2 separate regions of the Homo sapiens genome follow, and region 2 is linked to region 1. The links are chromatin loops, found by intact Hi-C in ENCODE. Cell type or tissue: right lobe of liver. All regions are shown on one strand. Each heading gives the region's core, and the rest is flanking DNA. Links, peaks and the distances in the headings are about the cores only. Region 1 holds the start of SAPCD1-AS1 (SAPCD1 antisense RNA 1). Region 2 holds the start of LY6G6D (lymphocyte antigen 6 family member G6D).

The links. Hi-C counts contacts between places; a loop is a spot of excess contacts. Peaks named below come from ENCODE experiments on the same cell type or tissue, not always from the same donor. Only the 100,000 strongest peaks of a DNase experiment are listed, where the experiment ranks them.
Region 2: a loop joins it to region 1, with 1.9 times the contacts of the local background. A loop is called at or near these places in 33 of 110 quality-filtered maps.

The regions. Positions count from the first base shown.
Region 1 is chr6:31,764,643-31,773,787 of GRCh38, reverse strand. VWA7 (von Willebrand factor A domain containing 7) reads left to right here. Exons shown (of 17, transcript NM_025258.3): 6 at 351-546; 7 at 665-834; 8 at 3,675-3,787; 9 at 3,997-4,113; 10 at 4,585-4,770; 11 at 6,034-6,166; 12 at 6,274-6,426; 13 at 6,538-6,630; 14 at 7,024-7,325; 15 at 7,404-7,543; 16 at 7,731-7,905; 17 at 8,018-8,198. The coding sequence ends at 8,194. It overlaps SAPCD1-AS1 (SAPCD1 antisense RNA 1), which reads left to right and starts at 8,200. Exons shown (of 2, transcript NR_126423.1): 1 at 8,200-8,249; 2 at 9,068-9,145. It overlaps SAPCD1 (suppressor APC domain containing 1), which reads right to left. Exons shown (of 5, transcript NM_001039651.2): 5 at 8,938-9,145. It overlaps MSH5-SAPCD1 (MSH5-SAPCD1 readthrough (NMD candidate)), which reads right to left. Exons shown (of 29, transcript NR_037846.1): 29 at 8,938-9,145. RefSeq lists enhancers at 602-896, 622-916. In right lobe of liver, for the core only: CTCF peaks have their summits at 774 (motif pointing left) and 3,822 (motif pointing right); DNase peaks (open chromatin) are centred at 727 and 3,817; H3K27ac peaks cover 533 bases.
Region 2 is chr6:31,707,963-31,717,107 of GRCh38, reverse strand. It overlaps LY6G6F-LY6G6D (LY6G6F-LY6G6D readthrough), which reads right to left. Exons shown (of 6, transcript NM_001353334.2): 3 at 8,974-9,145; 4 at 6,927-7,082; 5 at 1,484-1,606. It overlaps LY6G6F (lymphocyte antigen 6 family member G6F), which reads right to left. Exons shown (of 6, transcript NM_001003693.3): 3 at 8,974-9,145; 4 at 6,927-7,082; 5 at 6,690-6,756; 6 at 6,429-6,541. The coding sequence ends at 6,517. It overlaps LY6G6D (lymphocyte antigen 6 family member G6D), which reads right to left and starts at 1,760. Exons shown (of 3, transcript NM_021246.4): 1 at 1,698-1,760; 2 at 1,484-1,606. The coding sequence starts at 1,752. It also overlaps the pseudogene LY6G6E. RefSeq lists an enhancer at 3,027-3,810. In right lobe of liver, for the core only: a CTCF peak has its summit at 4,625 (motif pointing left); no DNase peak of the experiment used is centred there.

The DNA of each region.
Region 1 (9,145 bases), core at 541-8,540:
GCAACCTCCGCCTCTTGGGATCAAGCTATTTTCCTTCCTCAGCCTCCTAAGTAGCTGGGATTACAAGCACGCGCCACCACACCTGGCTAATTTTTATAGTTTTAGTAGAAACAGAGCTTCACCATGTTGGCCAGGCTGGTCTTGAACTCCTGATCTCAGATGATCTGCCGGCCTCGGCCTCCCAAAGCGCTGGGATTCCAGGCGTGAGCCACCGCGCCAACCCCGTCATCATTTCTTGCTGAACCCTTGCTGAGGGGTGAGAGGGTCAGGCCAGGCCTGAAAGGGCCTCATTTTCTTAGGAGGCAGTGGGTTTTTGACCTCCACTCTCCAGATCCCTTTCCCCAACCCAGGGAAATGTAGCCACGGGGGCCATTTTGACCGGAGCAGCTCCCAGCCACCGAGGGGAGGCATCAACAAGGACAGCACATCCCCAGGCTTCTCCCCTCACCACATGCTGCACCTCCAGGCTGCAAAACTGGCCCTTCTAGCCTCCATCCAGGCCTTCAGCCTTCTGCGAAGCCGCCTGGGAGACAGGGATTTCTCCAGGTGAGTGGCCTCCTGGGGATGGACCCCTTCATGGGGAGGCGCTCCTGCGGGAAGGGAGAAACCAGGCGCTGGGGACAAACGTGCAGGCCCTTCACTGTGTCTCTGGCTTGCTCCCCAGGCTGCTGGACATCACCCCAGCCTCCAGCCTGAGCTTTGTCCTGGACACCACGGGCAGCATGGGTGAGGAGATCAACGCTGCCAAAATCCAGGCTCGCCACCTTGTGGAGCAGCGGAGAGGCAGCCCCATGGAGCCTGTCCACTATGTCCTGGTGCCTTTTCATGACCCAGGTAAGTGTGGTCTGGCTAGGACAGTAGAGGGGAGGAAAATTCAAGGTAAGGGATAGACTGGGCGTGGTGGCTCACGCCTGTAATCCCAGCACTTTGGGAGGCTGAGGCAGGTGGATCACCTGAGGTCGGGAGTTTGAGACCAGCCTGACTAATATGGAGAAACCCCGTCTCTACTAAAAATACAAAATTAGCCGGGCGTGGTGGTGGGCACCTATAATCCCAGCTACTCGGGAGGCTGAGGCAGGAGAATCGCTTGAACCCAGGAGGCAGAGGTTGCGGTGAGCCCCGAGATCGTGCCTTTGCACTCCAGCCTGGGCAACAAGAGCAAAAAGCTCTGTCACAAAAAAAAAAAAAAAAAAAAAAAAAAAAGAAAAGAAAGAAAAAAAAAAGAAAAGATAAAAAGGTAAGGGATAAAGGCCTGTGGTGAGGAAGTGGGCTCGGGGTGGCACTTCCTGTAGTCCCGAGTGAGCCTCTACTGTGTGCATACAGAAAATTAGCAGCAACCTGGGTGGGGTGGCTCACACCTGTAATCCCAGCACTTTGGGAGGCAGAGGTGGGTGGATCGTTTGAGCCCAGGATTTCAAGACCAACCTGGGCAACACAGAGAAACACAGGTCTCTACAAAAAAATTAATAAAAATTATGTGTGGGTGTGGTGGCACATGCCTATAGTCCCAGCTACTTGGGAAGCTGAGGCAGGAGGATCACTTGAGCCCAGGAGACTGAGGTTGCAGTGAGCCGTGATGGCACTACTGCACTCCAGAGCGGCCTGGGTGACGCAGTGAGACCCTGTCTCTAAAAAAAAAAAAAAAGATAACTAGCAGACTTGCCTCCCACTCTTTCTAAAATGGCAGCACTTTCCATGAGTTTAATGCATGATTCATGCTTTGGCACGTGGCCTCTGCTTTCTTAGGCTTTCATGCTAATAAACCATTTTCTTTTTTTTTTTTTTTTTTTTTTTTTTGAGACGGAGTCTCGCTCTGTCGCCCAGGCTGGAGTGCCATGGCGCGATCTCGGCTCACTACAAGCTCCGTCTCCCGGGTTCACGCCATTCTCCTGTCTCAGCCTCCTGAGTAGCTGGGACTACAGGCGCCCGCCACCACGCCCGGCTAATTTTTGTATTTTTAGTAGAGACGGAGTTTCACCGTGTTAACCAGGATGGTCTCCATCTCCTGACCTCGTGATCCGCCCGCCTCGGCCTCCCAAAGTGCTGGGATTACAGGTGTGAGCCACCGTGCCCGGCCGCCATTTTCAATTCTCTCCATTTCCTATAGACAGAGATTGGTATCAAGATGGGGTTGTTGGGGCCAGGCTTCTGGGAAGCATCTGAGATAACTAGCTACATTGTATTCCTTTTCCATTGATTAGAAGTTAGACTCTCTGGCTTGAGTCTGACTGTGTGTCTTTAGGCTGGTCATGTAAACTTTCTTTGCCTCGATTTCATCATCTGTAAAATGGGTATCAGTTATCACATCAGGGTGGGGCAGGATGTTGGAATGTCATCAGTTAAGGCTATTTTCACTTCTTTTGTGGATCTTCAGTTGCTTCAGGCCATCTGGATGTATAAGTGCCAGTCACAGGGGATATGATTGGTTAGCTTGGGCTCAGAGGCCTGACACCTCCCTCATCCTGCCTAACTCCCAGAGTTGAAATGATGATCAAATAAAATGCCTACTGGACTGAGAGTTGCCTAAATTTGAGTCTTATTTGCCTGCATACATCCTACAGTGGCTGGCATTTAATAGACTTATTATGTTTGATGAAGATATAAATAAAGGTATAACTAAGAACTTAGCACTTATGTGTCAAAGCACTATCTTAAGATTTGCAAAATCAACTCATTTAGTCCTCCCAATAAACCTCTGAGGTAAGTGCTATTCGGTCTCTTTTCTTATGAGGAAACCCAGTTTTTTTTTTTCTTTTCTTTCTTTTTTTTTTTTTTTGAGAGAGAGAGAGGGAGAGTCTCACTCTGTCACCCAGGTTGGAGTGCAATGGTACAATCATGCCTCACTGCAGCCTCGATTCAAGCAATCCTCCTGCCACAGCCTCCTGAGTAGCTGGGACTACAGATGAGCACCACCATATCTGGCTAATTTTTGTATTTTTTTGTAGAGATGGGGTCTCACTATGTTACCCAGGCTGATCTCGAGCTCCTGGGCTCAAGTGATCCTCCCACTTCAGCCTCTCAAAGTGCTGGGATAATAGGTGTGACCATTTTTTTTTTTATATACGCACATGTAGCCAATAAAGGCCTACAGGAAATGCCACCATTTTTTTCAGGGAGTGGAGGCCACCTTCCCACCAGGGACACCTAGGTCTGCCCTGCCCTGCCCCGCCCTGCCCCGCCCTGCACTGACAAGTATGACTTTTTTTTTTTTTTTTTGAGATGGAGTCTGTCGCCAGACTGGAGTGCAGCGGCACGATCTCGGCTCACTGCAACCTCTGCCTCCCGGGTTCAAGTGATTCTCCTGCCTCAGCCTCCCCAGTAGCTGGGGAGGCTACTGGGGAGCCTCTGGGGAGGCTACTGGGGAGGCTACGGGCATGCATCACCATGCCCAGCTAATTTTTATATTTTTTAGTAGAGACGAGGTTTCACCATGTTGGCCAGGATGGTTTTGATCTCTTGACCTCATGATCCACCCACCTTGGCCTCCCAAAATGCTGGGATTACAGGTGTGAGCCACCGCACCCGGCCAAGTATGAGTCTTATAATGGAGTATTGTTATTTCAATACCTGTCGGCTCCAGAAGCACACCAGGCCCCTCAACTGGGGAGGTGGCTCTGGGTAAGAATGAGGGGAGCTCTTTCCTCACTTATCTTAACCTCCTTTCCCCTTCCCAGGGTTCGGCCCTGTCTTTACAACCAGTGACCCTGACAGCTTCTGGCAACAGCTTAATGAGATCCATGCCTTGGGGGGTGGAGACGAGCCTGAGATGTGCCTGTCAGCCCTGCAGGTCTGGCCCCTCCCTTCTTCCCCGTTTCCTGGCCCCACCACCAGGGGGAGCTAGATCCCTCCTGGGGCTCCCCACCACCTTCAGCACCTAGATCCACTAGCTTCACTGTAGGGTTCCCGGGCCATATTCCCTTCTGCTTCATCCTCCGTGGCTCTACCCATTCCCCTCCTACTGCCATTGTTAACACTGGTCGTTGCCTTCCCTGCCAGCTGGCCCTGCTGCACACACCTCCACTCTCAGATATCTTTGTCTTCACGGATGCCTCCCCCAAGGATGCCTTTCTCACCAACCAGGTGGAATCCCTGACTCAGGAGCGGCGCTGCCGGGTGAGCAGAGCTAGTGGGAGACCCAGTGTTAGCCTCCCAGGGATGTGAGAGACCCTGTGATGACAATCTCATAACGAGGGTTGCACCACACTATGGTGGCCCAACAAGCCTTGGTATATGGTGGGAGAAGCAGACAATGAGTGGAACATTTCCTGATACCTTTAATGATATACGTAAGAGGCCCTACCCTTAATAACGCTGAATTTTTATTTGACCCTGCCTAATAAACAATGTGAAGAACTGGGGCTCTAGTCGCCAAAAATCCACTGTGACAGTTACAAGGGGGTGGCCAACTACTAACTGAAGGCAGGGGGTTCTGTCATTGGGATTCCCCACCCCAGCAGCCAGAAGGCAGGCAGAGACCTTATCACAAACCATCAGCTCTGGAGAAAGCTTGAGCACAGGGATTCTCATTCATAATAGTGGATGGCACTTGGACACCCCAATCACTGAGCTCTCTTCTGGGTACAGGTAACATTCCTGGTGACTGAAGATACATCAAGGGTTCAGGGTCGAGCTCGGCGTGAGATCTTGTCCCCTCTGCGTTTTGAGCCATACAAAGCAGTGGCCCTGGCCTCAGGAGGAGAGGTGATCTTCACCAAAGACCAGCACATTCGAGACGTGGCAGCCATTGTTGGGGAGAGCATGGCTGCCCTGGTAAGTGGGGGCCAGGGCCCTCACTTAGGAACTGAAGGGTGGTCAGGCTGCACCTCTCTTCTTATAGGAGAAAGGGGAATCACTCTCACTGCTGTGTTGTTCTTCCAGTCACGGGGCAGGAAAGGAAGTTTCTCTTCCTCTTAGATCCATGACTAGCCACTTCTTTTTTTTTTTTTGAGATGGAGTCTTATGGTCACCCAGGTTGGAGTGCAGTGGCACAATCTCGGCTCATTGCAACCTCCACCTCCCGGGTTCAAGGGATTCTCCTGCCTCAGCCTCCCAAGTCGCTAGAGTTACCAGTGCCCACCACCAGGCCTGGCTAATTTTTGTATTTTTTTAGTAGAGCCGGGGTTTCACCGTTTTTTTGGCCAGGCTGGTTTCGTACTCCTGACCGCAAGTGATCCGCCTACCTTGGCCTCCCACAGTGCTGGGATTACAGGCGCGAGCCACCACGCCTGGCCTGCATTGTCCTTTTATATCAGTAAACCTCTCCCCACTTGGCTTCCAGTATTCTGCCTCCAGGGTTACCACAGGAAGTCCTACCATCTTTTTGGGGAGGTGGCTTGTATTTTGCAGAGACAGAGTCTTGCTATATTGACTAAGCTGTTCTTGAACCCCTGGCCTCAAGTGATCCTCCTGCCTTGGTCTCCCAGGTGCTGGGATTACAGACATGAGCCACCACGCCTGGCCTATCATCTTTTAATGGGGCACAAGATGTGATTGTCTCATCCTGAATCCCTTGCCTCCAACTTTGTCTCTGACCATAATAACTTCATCCCTGGCCCCGTGCCCCTCTCTTACTGGTATCCCTTTCTGCCTGTTTGACGTGGTTTCTTTCTTTTTTCTTTTTCTTTCTTTTTTTTTTTTTTTTTTTTTTTGAGACAGAGTCTTGCACTGTCGCCCAGGCTGGAGTGCAATGGTACAATCTTGGCTCACTGCAGCCTCTGCCTGTTGGGTTCAAGCGATTCTCCTGCTCCAGCCTCCCAAGTAGCTGGGATTACAGGAGCCCACCACCACACCTGGCTAATTTTTTGTATTTTTTTTTTTTTAGTAGAGATGTAGTTTCACTGTGTTGGCCAGGCTGGTCTCGAACTCTTGACCTTGTGATCCACCCGCCTCAGCCTCCCAAAGTGCTGGGATTACAGGCGTGACCAACTGCGCCCGGCCCAATGACGTGGTTTCTTTCTATCTCCCCTTTCTTCTTTGTTCCTCATCCCATACCTCATCTTCTTCCCCATTTTCTGGTCCTGCCAATCCCTCAAGGTGACTCTTCCCCTGGACCCTCCTGTTGTGGTGCCTGGGCAGCCACTTGTGTTCAGCGTGGATGGGCTGCTCCAGAAGATCACAGTCCGGATCCACGGAGACATCAGCAGCTTCTGGATCAAGAACCCTGCAGGTACCTCTGAAGGTAGAGGGAAGAGAGGGGACCGGGGAATAGACAATCGAGGGGATGTACTCAAGGAGAGCAAGTGCTTCATGTGACAATCTCTTCCCTGACCCCAGGGGTCTCCCAGGGCCAGGAGGAAGGCGGGGGTCCTCTAGGTCACACTCGCCGCTTTGGGCAGTTCTGGATGGTGACCATGGATGACCCTCCACAGACAGGAACCTGGGAGATCCAGGTCACAGCTGAGGACACCCCTGGGGTGAGAGTGCAAGGTAAGGAGGGAGGTGTTCCTGGGAAGGGGAAGCAGAGACTGCAGGCCTCAGAGAACACGATCAGTCACATTCCTTTCAGGAAGGGCTCTGACTGCCTTTGCCCTTTCCCAGCCCAGACCTCCCTGGACTTCCTCTTCCACTTTGGGATCCCCATGGAGGATGGACCCCACCCTGGCCTCTACCCCCTGACTCAGCCAGTTGCAGGTACATTTATTCCCTGAGCCCCCACCCACCTAACCCCCAGTTTTATATATATATATAAAATATATAATATATAATATATATATTATATATATAATGTATATATGTATACATACATCTGTGCATATGCATAACTTTTATATTGAGTTATAATTTACATAATGTGCACTAAAGTGTACAGTTTGATGGATTTCATATAATACACCCAGTTCAGGATATAGAACATTTCCAGCACCCCAGAACTCCCTCCTGATGCTCCCCATCAATACCCCTCGAAGGTAACCTATTTTCCCATCCATACTCCCCAGAGGGAACCCCTATTTTGAAGGCCATTAATTCTTTTCTCCCTGTGTCTCCGAATCTCACAATGTTCTCCCCTCCTCGCCCCTGTCCCAGGTCTTCAGACCCAGCTGCTGGTAGAAGTGACAGGGTTGGGTTCCAGAGCCAATCCTGGGGATCCTCAGCCGCATTTCTCCCACGTCATCCTTCGAGGGGTCCCAGAGGGTGCCGAACTAGGCCAGGTGCCCTTGGAGCCCGTGGGACCTCCGGAGCGAGGTCTCCTCGCAGCCTCGCTGTCGCCCACGCTGCTGTCCACCCCTAGACCCTTCTCCCTGGAGCTGATTGGCCAGGACGCAGCGGGGCGGCGCCTGCACAGGGCTGCCCCTCAGCCTAGCACTGTAGTCCCTGTCCTTCTGGAGGTGAGACGCCAGGGGAAAGTGCGGCTGGGGCTGGAGAGAGTTAGAGCGGCCCCTTCCCTGAAGAACCCTTCTCTGCAGCTTAGTGGCCCCTCGGGTTTCTTGGCCCCGGGCAGCAAAGTCCCGCTCAGTCTCCGCATCGCCAGCTTCTCGGGCCCTCAGGATCTTGACCTTAGGACTTTCGTCAACCCCAGCTTCTCCCTCACCTCCAACCTCTCCAGGTGAGGCTCATGAACCCTCCAGCTCCCTCTGGCATCTTGCCCGGCCAATGCTTATCCCAAGCCCTGCCCCTGTCCCCCTCCGACTGGCCCTCAGAATCCTCCTCTCCGCTCCCGTGCCCCTGCAGGCGTCCCGACTCTAGGCTCTGGGCAGCCTGGAGCTTTAGCGACGCCTATATCCTCTCTCCAGGGCTCACCTGGAACTGAATGAGTCGGCCTGGGGCCGCCTGTGGCTGGAGGTCCCAGATTCAGCGGCCCCGGATTCCGTGGTGATGGTGACTGTGACTGCAGGGGGACGAGAAGCCAACCCAGTACCCCCGACTCATGCTTTCCTCCGGCTCCTGGTATCGGCCCCAGCCCCGCAGGTGAGGAACCACTACTTTCCATCACAGGGTGGGCAAGGCCGGGGAGGGTGGTGTAGGTTTAATTTGAGTACAGCTCTAGCACACCCTGTCATTCTCTTCCTTTTCCCCACAGGACCGGCACACCACCCCTACCGGCTCATCTGACCCGATCCTCACCACGGCCACCCCTGCCTTTTCCCCCTTCACATTGGTGACTCAAGGCAGGGCTGGGGCAGGGCTGGCTGCGGGCAGCCCCTGGTGGGGCACAGTTGGAGGGGTGCTGCTTCTGCTAGGCCTGGCCTCCTGGTGACACAACGGGCTCTAAAGGGATGGGTCTCCAGCACTATTTTCAACCTGCCCCATTGGTAAGAAGACCTGGGACACATTTGTCACATAGGTCTTAGGACCTTACCTCTCCTAGCTGGGATGAAGGTTTTCTCTTTTTTGTTGTTGTTGTTTTTTTTTTGAGATGTAGTTTTGCTCATTGCCCAGGCTGGAGTGCAGCGGCGCAATCTCGGCTCGCTGCAACCTCTGCCTCCTAGGTTCAAGCGATTCTCCTGCCTCAGCCTCCCAAGTAGCTGGGATCACAGGTGCCCGCCACCACGCCCGGCTAATTTTTTGTATTTTTAGTAGAGACAGGGTTTCACTATGTTGGCCAGGCTGGTCTCAAACTCCTGACCTCAGGTGATCTGCCTGCCTCGGCCTCCCAAAGTGCTGGGATTACAGGCGTGAGCCACCGTGCCCAGCCAATGAAGGTTTTCTTTCTCCATCACATCCCTTTCCTTTCTTAGAAACTTCGAGACTGGGGCTGGGTGCAGTGGCTCACGCCTGTAATCCCAGCACTCTGGGAGGCTGAGGCAGGAGGATCACTTGAGCCCAGGAGGTTGAGGCTGCAGTGAGTTGTGGTCGAACCACTGCACTACAGCCTGAGCGACAGTGAGACCCTATCTCAGAAACAAAACAAAACAAAACACCCTGCAAGACTGGGATAGAGGGCAATGGATATTCCCACAATGCACTTTTCCTAACCCTATGAGAAACAAACCAAAGACATTTTTGGAGAAAGCTGCTTTCTGGAGCAGTTTCAGTTTTATTTTTGTATTTAAGGCTGAAGGACAGTTTCAATAAACATGCTTCTTCCCAGAGGGATTTCAAAGAAAGATCGTTTTTGCATGTCATATAGGGGAGAATGAGGACATGAGACACCAAGAAGATGAAGTTTTCAGGAGCAGAGGAGAAACTTTACACCAACATGTCTGAA
Region 2 (9,145 bases), core at 618-8,617, 57 kb after region 1:
CGGCTAATTTTGTATTTTTAGTAGAGACGAGATTTCTCCACATTGATCAGGCTGGTCTTGAACTCCCGACCTCAGGTTATCCACCCGCCTTGGCCTCCCAAAGTGCTGGGATTACAGGCGTGAGCCACTGCATCCGGCACGTAATTTTTGTTTAATCTAAAAATGATTTTATTTAATTTTAGAGAAAAGATCTTGCTCTCTCACTCAGGCTGGAGTGTGGTGGTGCAATCATACCTCCCTATAGCCTCAAACTCCTGGGCTCAAGTAATCCTCCTGCCTCAGCCTCTCAGGAAACTGAGATTACAGGTGTGTGCCACTATGCCTGGCTAATTTTTTAAAAACATTTTTTGTAGAGATGGGGGTCTCACTTTGCTGCCCAGGCTGGTGTCAAACTCCTGACCTCAGGTGACTCTTCAGCCTTGGCCTCCCAAAGTGCTGGGATTACAAGTGTGTGCCACCAAGCCTAGCCTAAAAATTATTATTATTATTATTTTTGAGACAGGGTCTCATTTTGTTCCCCAGGCTGGAGTGTAGTGGCGTGATCATGGCTCATTGTAGCTTCAATCTCCCAGGCTCAAGCGATCCTCCCTCTTCAGCCCCCTGAGTAGCTAGGACTACAAGCATGTGCCACCACACCCAACTAATTTTTTAATCTGTTTGTTTGTTTGTTTGTTTGTTTTTTGTAGAGACAGGGTCTCCCTATGTTGCCCAGGCTGGTCTCAACTCTTGGGCTCAAGTGGTCCTCCCACCTTGGCCTCCTAAAGTGCTGGGATTACAGGTGCGAGTGACTGCACTGGCCCTAAAAGTAATTTTTTAAACTCCAGGTATAAAATAATTTATCAGGGCTCTTCAAATGTGTCAGGGTCATGAAAGACAAAGAAAAACAGAACTGGCACAGATCAGAGGAGACTAAGAAGACATGAGAGCTAAATGCAATGTAGGATCTTGCTAAATCAAATAAAGTCTGTAGATTAGTTAGTAGTATTGTATCAGTTATTTTGTGATTTTGATAATTGTGCTATGGTTATGTAAGATGTTAGCATTAGGAGAAGTTGAGTATTTCTGCAACTTTTCTGTCAATCCAAAATTATGTTAAAATAAAATATTAAAAACATGTACACACACACACACACACACACACACACACACACACACACCCCTCCCTGGTCCTTAACTAATGCCGAAAATTTGAAGTTTGGTTTTAACTTTGGCCTTTCAGGGCCAGAGCTCTTCATTTGTGAGCTAATGGGCCTATGAGATTCTTTTAGGAGAATAAGGAGGTGGGGAAGTGGGGGCACAAGGACTGTGGGCCTCTCAGGGGCTCCGTGCCAGGAGCCAGAAGGGGTACAGACTGCTCTCCTCTAACAGCTGCACCATCTGCCCAGAGCCAGACTGAGCCTGGAGGGTTCTGGAAGCCAGAAGGATTGACATGGGGCTGGAGGCAGGGAAAGGCTGCTGGAAGAGGGAGAAACTGAGGACTCACGGTTTCCAGGTAGCTTGATCTGTTCCAGGCCTGGCTGGGGTCTGCCCTCGCCACAGGTGGTCACGGCCTCTTTGCAAGAACTGCTGGGGCTTCCACCACAGTTGTAGCACCGCATTCGGTTTCCTGGCAGGAGAAAAGAGGCGCTGGACCTGGGCCCTCGGTGGAGCCGGCTGGCAGAAGGCCTGTGTGAGAAGCTAGCTGGCCGCCTCCTTACCCAAGGCAGCCCCTAGCAGGGAGCTGAGCAAGATCCCAACAAACTGGGGTTTCATCGCAGTCTGCCCGTGTCAGGACCGCCTCTACCTCCTGCCCACCCCCCTCCCCAGCCCGGCTCTGCCTGCCTTATATCCCCCGTGCCTTGAGCTTTATAGGGCTATAAAAAAGGAAGAAAGAGTCTCCCCCAGCAGGCACCAAGGGCCCCAGTGGGGACAGGGAGGGGCCCCACAGCATGCTCTCAGCATCCTCTGGAGTCCTCAAACTCCTTTATCCTCAGCAGCAGTCTGTGGACCAACAAGAACCCCTGAGGATCCCTGATACCCTTTCACAGGGTCCTTGAGGGTCCTCCTTTTGCAACTATCTGTGTAAGGTCAGATTTTCTTCATATACTGGACTTCAACGAAAACAACATATCCCAACAGACTGAATGCAGAAGCAGATAGGAAAACCCAGGCATCTCCCACGAAGCCTGACACTAGATTCACAAAAATGTAAAGCAATGCTCAGCTTCTCACTGTGCTGTGGAGAAATAATAGTTATTTTTCACAAAACTGTATTTTGTTAGCATGTAATACTTTATTATTTTTATTGTTTAAATAAATCAATAAATACCTACTTTAAATTTTCTGTTTTAATTTTTAATGTAGTAAATATTGATATAACCTCATAAAGAAAAGCTCTTCAGAGTCTTAAGTAACTTTGAAAAGTGTAAAGAGGTCCTGAGATCAATATTTTTGAAAAGAGCTGCTCTCCTGGGCACCTGTGTCTCCCCTATCTTCACTCCCTGTTCCTAGTCTTACTCCTCCTGGTACATGCTGGCTCTGATTCCCCAGATGGGCCTTCCTCCTTCCCAGTCTCTTCAACCCCAGCCTTCCAGGCTGTATCACCACCCCCCTACCCCAAATCCCATCCATGCCTTCCTTTCTAGTGATTTCTCCCCAGTGCAAGCACATCAGCAGGCCCTCCAGCCCCACCCGTGGTTATTTCTTTCCTCCAAGGTAGTAAAGCTGGCAGGGATAATTACAGGGTAGGAATGTTGAAGCTTGGGGGGATCAAAGGGATCTGAAGCTGGGTGGGGTCCGCCCTTACACAGCTGGGCTTTGTGTGTGCATGTGGGTGTGTGGGTGGGGGTATTGTTGATTCTACACTCAAACAGATCCACGCCGGGGCTGTTTAGGAGGGTGACTTTGAGAGACATGAAAGCACTGAGGGGGAAAGACAGAGAAAACAAAGACAGAGAGAAGCTGAGAGAGCCAGGGAGCAGCTTGAGACATGGGGAGGGAGGGGGAGGAGTAGGAGGGAAGGCGACAGACACAACTCAGGAGCAGGAGAGGAAGCTAAGTTACAGAGACAACATGCTGAGAGAGCAGAGGAGACCCTCCAGGCAAGGGCAGACTCCTTGCAGGGGCAGGCTGGGGGCCCCCGCTGCCTGCTGGGTCAGGCTGGTGAATCTGGTCATGGTTCCGCCCCCCAGATTCACTCCCTAGGTGTGTTTGTTTACTGGTTCCTCACTGTCTTGCTCAAATGCTCCAACTCTACAAATCCCGGGATCTCGGGGTGCAGATCACCTCTCCCAGATTCCTGAGCCTGTGTCTGGCCATGGGCACCTCCAGCATCTTCCTCTGCGTGCTGTTCCTCTGTGGGGCACTGGGTAAGGGTGGGCTGGGGAACCTTCAGTGGTCAGGGGGCTGGGGGTGGGGACAAGGGCATGTGGAGGAACCTGAGGGCTGGGGAGGAGAGGGGTGTGGGTGCTGGAAGAGGCCAAGAAGAGAGCTGGGGGAGTGGGGGACTTCAGGGAGACCAGCCACTGGGAAGGCCAGCCTGATGAGGTGGGAAAGGAAGAGTTTCCTTTCAAGGCATTTGAGAATAACTGTCTCCCCCTTGCTGCATCTTTGATCCGCCCCTGTCTCCCCTATCCCTTATTTCACGTGTTGCTTCTGTGCTGGGCCCTTTGGTCAATGTCAATTTCTATTTTCCTATCTGTCTCTGGTGCCATTTACTTAACTTTTTCACTGACCCCCTCAACTTCCCTGCTGCTGGGTCTGGCTTTTTGTCTCACTCTTTTTATGTTGGTCTCTGATTCTTGTGGCTTCTGTTCATGTCTGCGCATCTCTCAATCCCTGTACCCCTCTTGCCTCCATCTCTGTTTCTTTTCCTGCATCGTCTCCCTCTTTTTTTTTGAGACAGAGTCTCGTTCTGTCACCCAGGCTGGAGTGCAGTGGCATGATCTCGGCTCACTGCAACCTCAGCCACCCAGATTCAAGAGATTCTCCTGCCTCAGCCTCCCAAGTAGCTGGGACTAGAGGCATGTGCCACCATGCCCGGCTAATTTTTTGTATTTTTAGTAGAGACGGGGTTTCACTGTGTTAGCCAGGATGGTCTCAATCTTCTGACCTCATGATCAGCCCGCCTCGGCCTCCCAACGTGCTGGGATTACAGGCGTGAGCCACTGCGCCCAGCTATTTTTTCTACTTCTGTCAGCTTTCCTCCCTTATTCCACAGCTTTCCTCTCTCTGCTTCATGTGTCACCTCTCTCTGTGATCCCTCTCCGGATCTGGCCTCTGCCTGCCCCACAGGGAGGGTTTGCCTCTCCTGCTCTCCTAATCTCTGCTGCCTCAACAGGTCTCACCATGTCCCCTGCCCGGGGAAGGCTCCGCTGCTACATCTGTGGCTTCACCAAACCCTGCCACCCTGTTCCCACCGAGTGTCGGGACGATGAAGCTTGTGGCATCAGTATTGGCACTTCAGGTAGGACTCTGGTCCAATGGCCCTTCTCCAGGAGGCTCCCTACCTCCATCCATCCGGCCTTTCCTGTGGCCCCCGCCTCAGCATGCCTCTTTCATCCCACAGACCAGAGTGAGATCACTGAGTGAAAAAGCTGCCTCTCAAGGGCCCAGTGCCCTCTGCCAGGCTATGCCACCTACTGGCTGCACTCCTACACTCTGTGGCACCACTGCTGCGAGCAGGACCTGTGCAACATAGCCGCTTCCCCACAGCAGCTCACCAGCCTCCTCGCCTCCCTGCCCCTCTTTGTGGCCAGCTTCGCTGGGAGAGGACACCTCCTCCACTAGCTTCCGTGGATCTGCAGCCCCCAACCCAGGATACCCCCCGCCATCACTGCGGCCCTGGAAACACCTGCACAGACACTTTGAGACATGCCCGAGAACCTAATTTTGTACAGAGACCCCAGATCTCTCAGCAGACCCCTCACAGACCCCTCACAAGGCCTGGGGAGGCACCTGCCCAGAGTCCAACCTCATAAAGAACACCTATTCTGCGTCTTTTGTCTTTTCTAGATGCCCATTGCTGATGCCCCGTGTCAGCCCAGGTCACTGGCAAGGCAGGCATTTTGATGACACTGTGGATCTCAGGCAAGGGGATCAAAGGAGCATCAGGTATGGTAAGGAGGAGAGTCTTGCTAGGAAAGACTAATGTGGTAGGTCGGGAACTCAGGATGGAGGGCTTGGGGGACTATGAAGAGTACCTTTAATAAAAGGTCTATCTAGGAGTCCAGTAATACTGCAGATACTGCAGTGTGTGTGTGTGTGTGTGTGTGTGTGTGTGTGTGTGTCTGTGTGTGTGTGCTCTAAGAGCAAACTGTAGCTGCTTGGTGGGTTGGGCTGGAGCTGGAACCTGGACCACGGCACTCCCCTCATTCTCCATCTGTGTCATTTTCGTCCTTTTTCTTGCCAATGGCTTAGTTTAAGCCCCTGCAGCCTGAAGCCTTTAGGTGAGACTTCTGAGAAAGCTTTTTTCCAGTAAGGCCCAAGCTTGAGCAGAGACACAAAAGGGCACCCAGTGGAGCTGCTTGTGAGGGTGTGGCTGGAGCTCAGCTCATTTCTGCCTGAGACTAGGGAATGGCCAAGTTGGGAGCATCAATATCCTCCCTCGCTTCACCAGCCCAGACTCGCCCATGGTTCACAGACATCCCAGCATGGCCCCGGCCCAATAAATAACATACCCCCACTGGGCCTGCCAGCCTGAGTAGACACTCCCTCTGCCCCCGAGAAATAGGGTGTGACCTCAGGGCAGCAGGAAGGAAGTGCCAGAGTGGCGATAGCTGCTCACATGCTCTGAATGCCCCGGTAAGGCGCCACAGGGAAGAGTGTGTGCCTAGGATAAGGAAGGATAAGGAGGGGGCCCCGGGTGGGAGCTGAGCACAGGCATCTCTATCCTGACTCAGTTCCCTCCCCTTGCATGTGAGGAAGTCTGGGGTTGATTAAATATGCCTGTTCCCTCTCTTCTTTGTGAGGATGAGACATGGGGTAGTGGGGGTCTGGCTTAATTTAGAGATGGGTTGAGGCTTTCCATTTTCTCTGTCCCTCCATCCTCCCACTTTGTGCTTCTATTTTTCTCCCTCTGTCCATCTCTTTCCACTTTCTCTGACTTGAGTCTCTTCCCTTCTCTCTCTTCCCCCGTTTTCCCCATTTGTCCTTCAGCTCCACTGCAATGGATTCCTCACCATTGCTCAAGTCTCCAGATTCCTGTCTCCTCCCTGTGCACACCCATCCTCCTTGCCCCCACCAGCAACCTCAGGCTCCCCTCAACCCCACAGTACTATGGGCTCAGGGCCATCCCTCCACTGCTGCTACAAGACAGGAGACCAAACCTTTTTGTAGGTTACATCACAGAATAATGCTCCTCCTTTCCTTCAGTCCCCCACCCCTCCCCATACACAGCTTGGTGGCTGCTGGAGGCCAGCTGGATGGTGAAGTCGAACTCTCAGTCCCGCCCCCCTTGCTAAGGTTGTCGAGGAATCTTCCAGGTGCCAGATGGCCAGCGAGACAGCAGGTCACACTTCCCAGCAGATGTCACCAAAATCACCTGGGCTTGTGGGCAGGTGGGCTGTGGGGTTTTCCAGAGAGACAGATTAAGGATACCTCTACTTTTCACATCCTCAGGAACGAGGGCCCATCCCCAACCCAACCCGTGTTTCCTCTCCATCCCCAGTCCCCTCCAGGATTTAAGCCTCTGTTCCCTAGCTGTTCCTCACCCAAGACGGGCCAAATGGATGTTCTCATAGACCTGGATTTCGGGTTTGAACTGAGGAATCGAGGCATCTGGGGAGAAGGAGCCATCAGGGATACAGAAGAGAAGTCAGCAGACAACTTAGAGCCGTGTTCCTCGCCCCCTCCCCTAGAGGAGGTGGGGTACAGAGGCGGGGTGTGAGCCTAGCCCTTTGCCTCCCACCCATGTGCCCTCTTCTTTCCCCGGGGAGGGAGGGACTCACCTCTGCCTGGAGCCCCACGGACCCTCTGCCTCCAGAGCACGATGCTGAGGGCCAGGATGACAACTCCCTGGCCCATTGTGAGCAGCAGCATCAGAATCCAAGGCATGTCCCAGCCCGTGGAAGGGGCACAGAGGGCAGGAGAAGCATCGATGGAGGCTGTAGTAAGGGCCAGACCAGAGGGATGGGAGGGAGGTAGTGAGGGGCCCTGTCCCTGTGCCCCAAAGAGAGGCTTCCCCTCCACAGTCTGGTGGGCTCTTCCAACAGAAGACTTTGTAAGCTTCCCTGCCCACAATATCCTCCACCCTACTCTGCCCCTTTCCAGGCCTCTCACCCTGACCCATAGAGAATGGCGGCCAGGCACAGTGGCTCATGCCTGTAATTCCAGCACATTAGGAGGCCAAGGCGAGCAGACCACTTGAGGTCAGGAGTTCAAGACCAGCCTGGTCAACATGATGAAACCTCATCTCTACTGAAAGTATAAAAATTGAGGCCAGGCGCAGTGGTTCACACCTGTAATCCCAGCACTTTGGGAGGCCGAGGTGGGTGGATCACCTGAGGTCAGGAGGTCGAGACCAGCCTGACCAACATGGTGAAACCCCATCTCTACTAAAAACACAAAAAAGAGGCCGGGCGCTGTGGCTCACACCTGTAATCCCAGCACTTTGGGAGACCAAGGCGGGCAGATCACGAGGTCAGGAGATTGAGACTATCCTGGCCAACATGGTGAAACCCCGGCTCCACTAAAAATACAAAAATTAGCTGGACGTGGTGGCATATGCCTGTAATCCTAGCTACTCGAGAGGCTGAGGCAGGAGAATCACTTGAACCAGGGAGTCAGAGGTTGCAGTGAGCCGGGATTGCGCCACTGCACTCCAGCCTGGCGACAGAGAGAGACTCTGTCTCAAAAAAAAAACAAAAAAAAACACACACACACACACAAAAGTTAGCCAGGCGTGGTGGCAGGCACCTGTAGTCCAGCTACTCAGGAGGCTGAGATGGGAGAATAGCTTGAACCCAAGAGGCAGAGGTTGCAGTGAGCCAAGATCGTGCCACTGCATTCCAGCCTGGCCAACAGAACAAGTCTCCATCCCAAAAAAAAAAAAAAAAAAAAAAAAAAGGCCAGGCGTGGTGGCTCACACCTATAATCCTAACACTTTGGGAGACTGAGGCAGGCAGATCATGAGGTCAAGAGATCAAGGCCATCCTGGCCAACATGGTGAAACCCCGTCTCTACTAAAAATACAATTTTTTTTTTGAGATAGAGCTTCGCTCTTGTTGCCCAGGCTGGAGTGCAATGGCGTGATCTTGGCTCACTGCGCCCTCCACCTCCCAGGTTCAAGTGATTCTCCTGCCTCAGCCTCCCGAGTAGCTGGGGTTAGAGGCATGTGCCACCATACCCGGCTAATTTTGTATTTTTAGTAGAGACAGAATTTCTCCATGTTAGTCAGGCTGGTCTTGAACTCCCAACCTCAAGTGATCCGCCTGCTTCGGCCTCCCAAAGTGCTGGGATTACAGGATTGAGCTACCATGCCTGGCCTAATAATAATAAAATAAAATAAAATAAAATAAAAAGTAGAGAATGGCAATGCCCCCTGCTCACGCATGGGCAACCAACTACAGAGCAGACCACCAGCCATAACCACACTTTCCCCTCACACCCTTTATAGTAATTCACCCTTTCTTTCAAGAAAAAATAGCCAGATGTGATGGCTCATGCCTGTAACCCCAGCACTTTGGGAGACCAAGATAGGAGGATCATTTGAGGCCAGTAGTTTGAGACCAGACTGGGCAACATAGCAAGATCCTGTCTCTACAAAAAATTTAAAGGTGCGGTGGCTCATGCCTATAATCCCAGCACTTTGGGAGACTGAGGCAGGCAGATCACTAGAAGTCAGGAGGTTGATACCAGCCTGGCCAAAATGGTGAAATCTCGTCTCTACTAAAAGTACAAAAAATTATCCAGGCATGGTGGCGGGCGCCTGTAATTCCAGCTACTTGGGAGGCTGAAGTGAAAGAACATCCCTTTCCGTCTCCTTCCTCAGTTTACCTGCCAGGCTAAAGCTGACCCCTTTGTTGTGAGTCATGAGGCAGCGGATGATTCTTGGTCTTCGGCTCCTGGGCTCAGAAAGCCCCTCCCCAGGACACACCAAGAGCAGGGCAGCCTCACTGCCCCAGAAGGACTGAACACGGCCCCTCACGGGACCCTTCCCTTCCTGCCA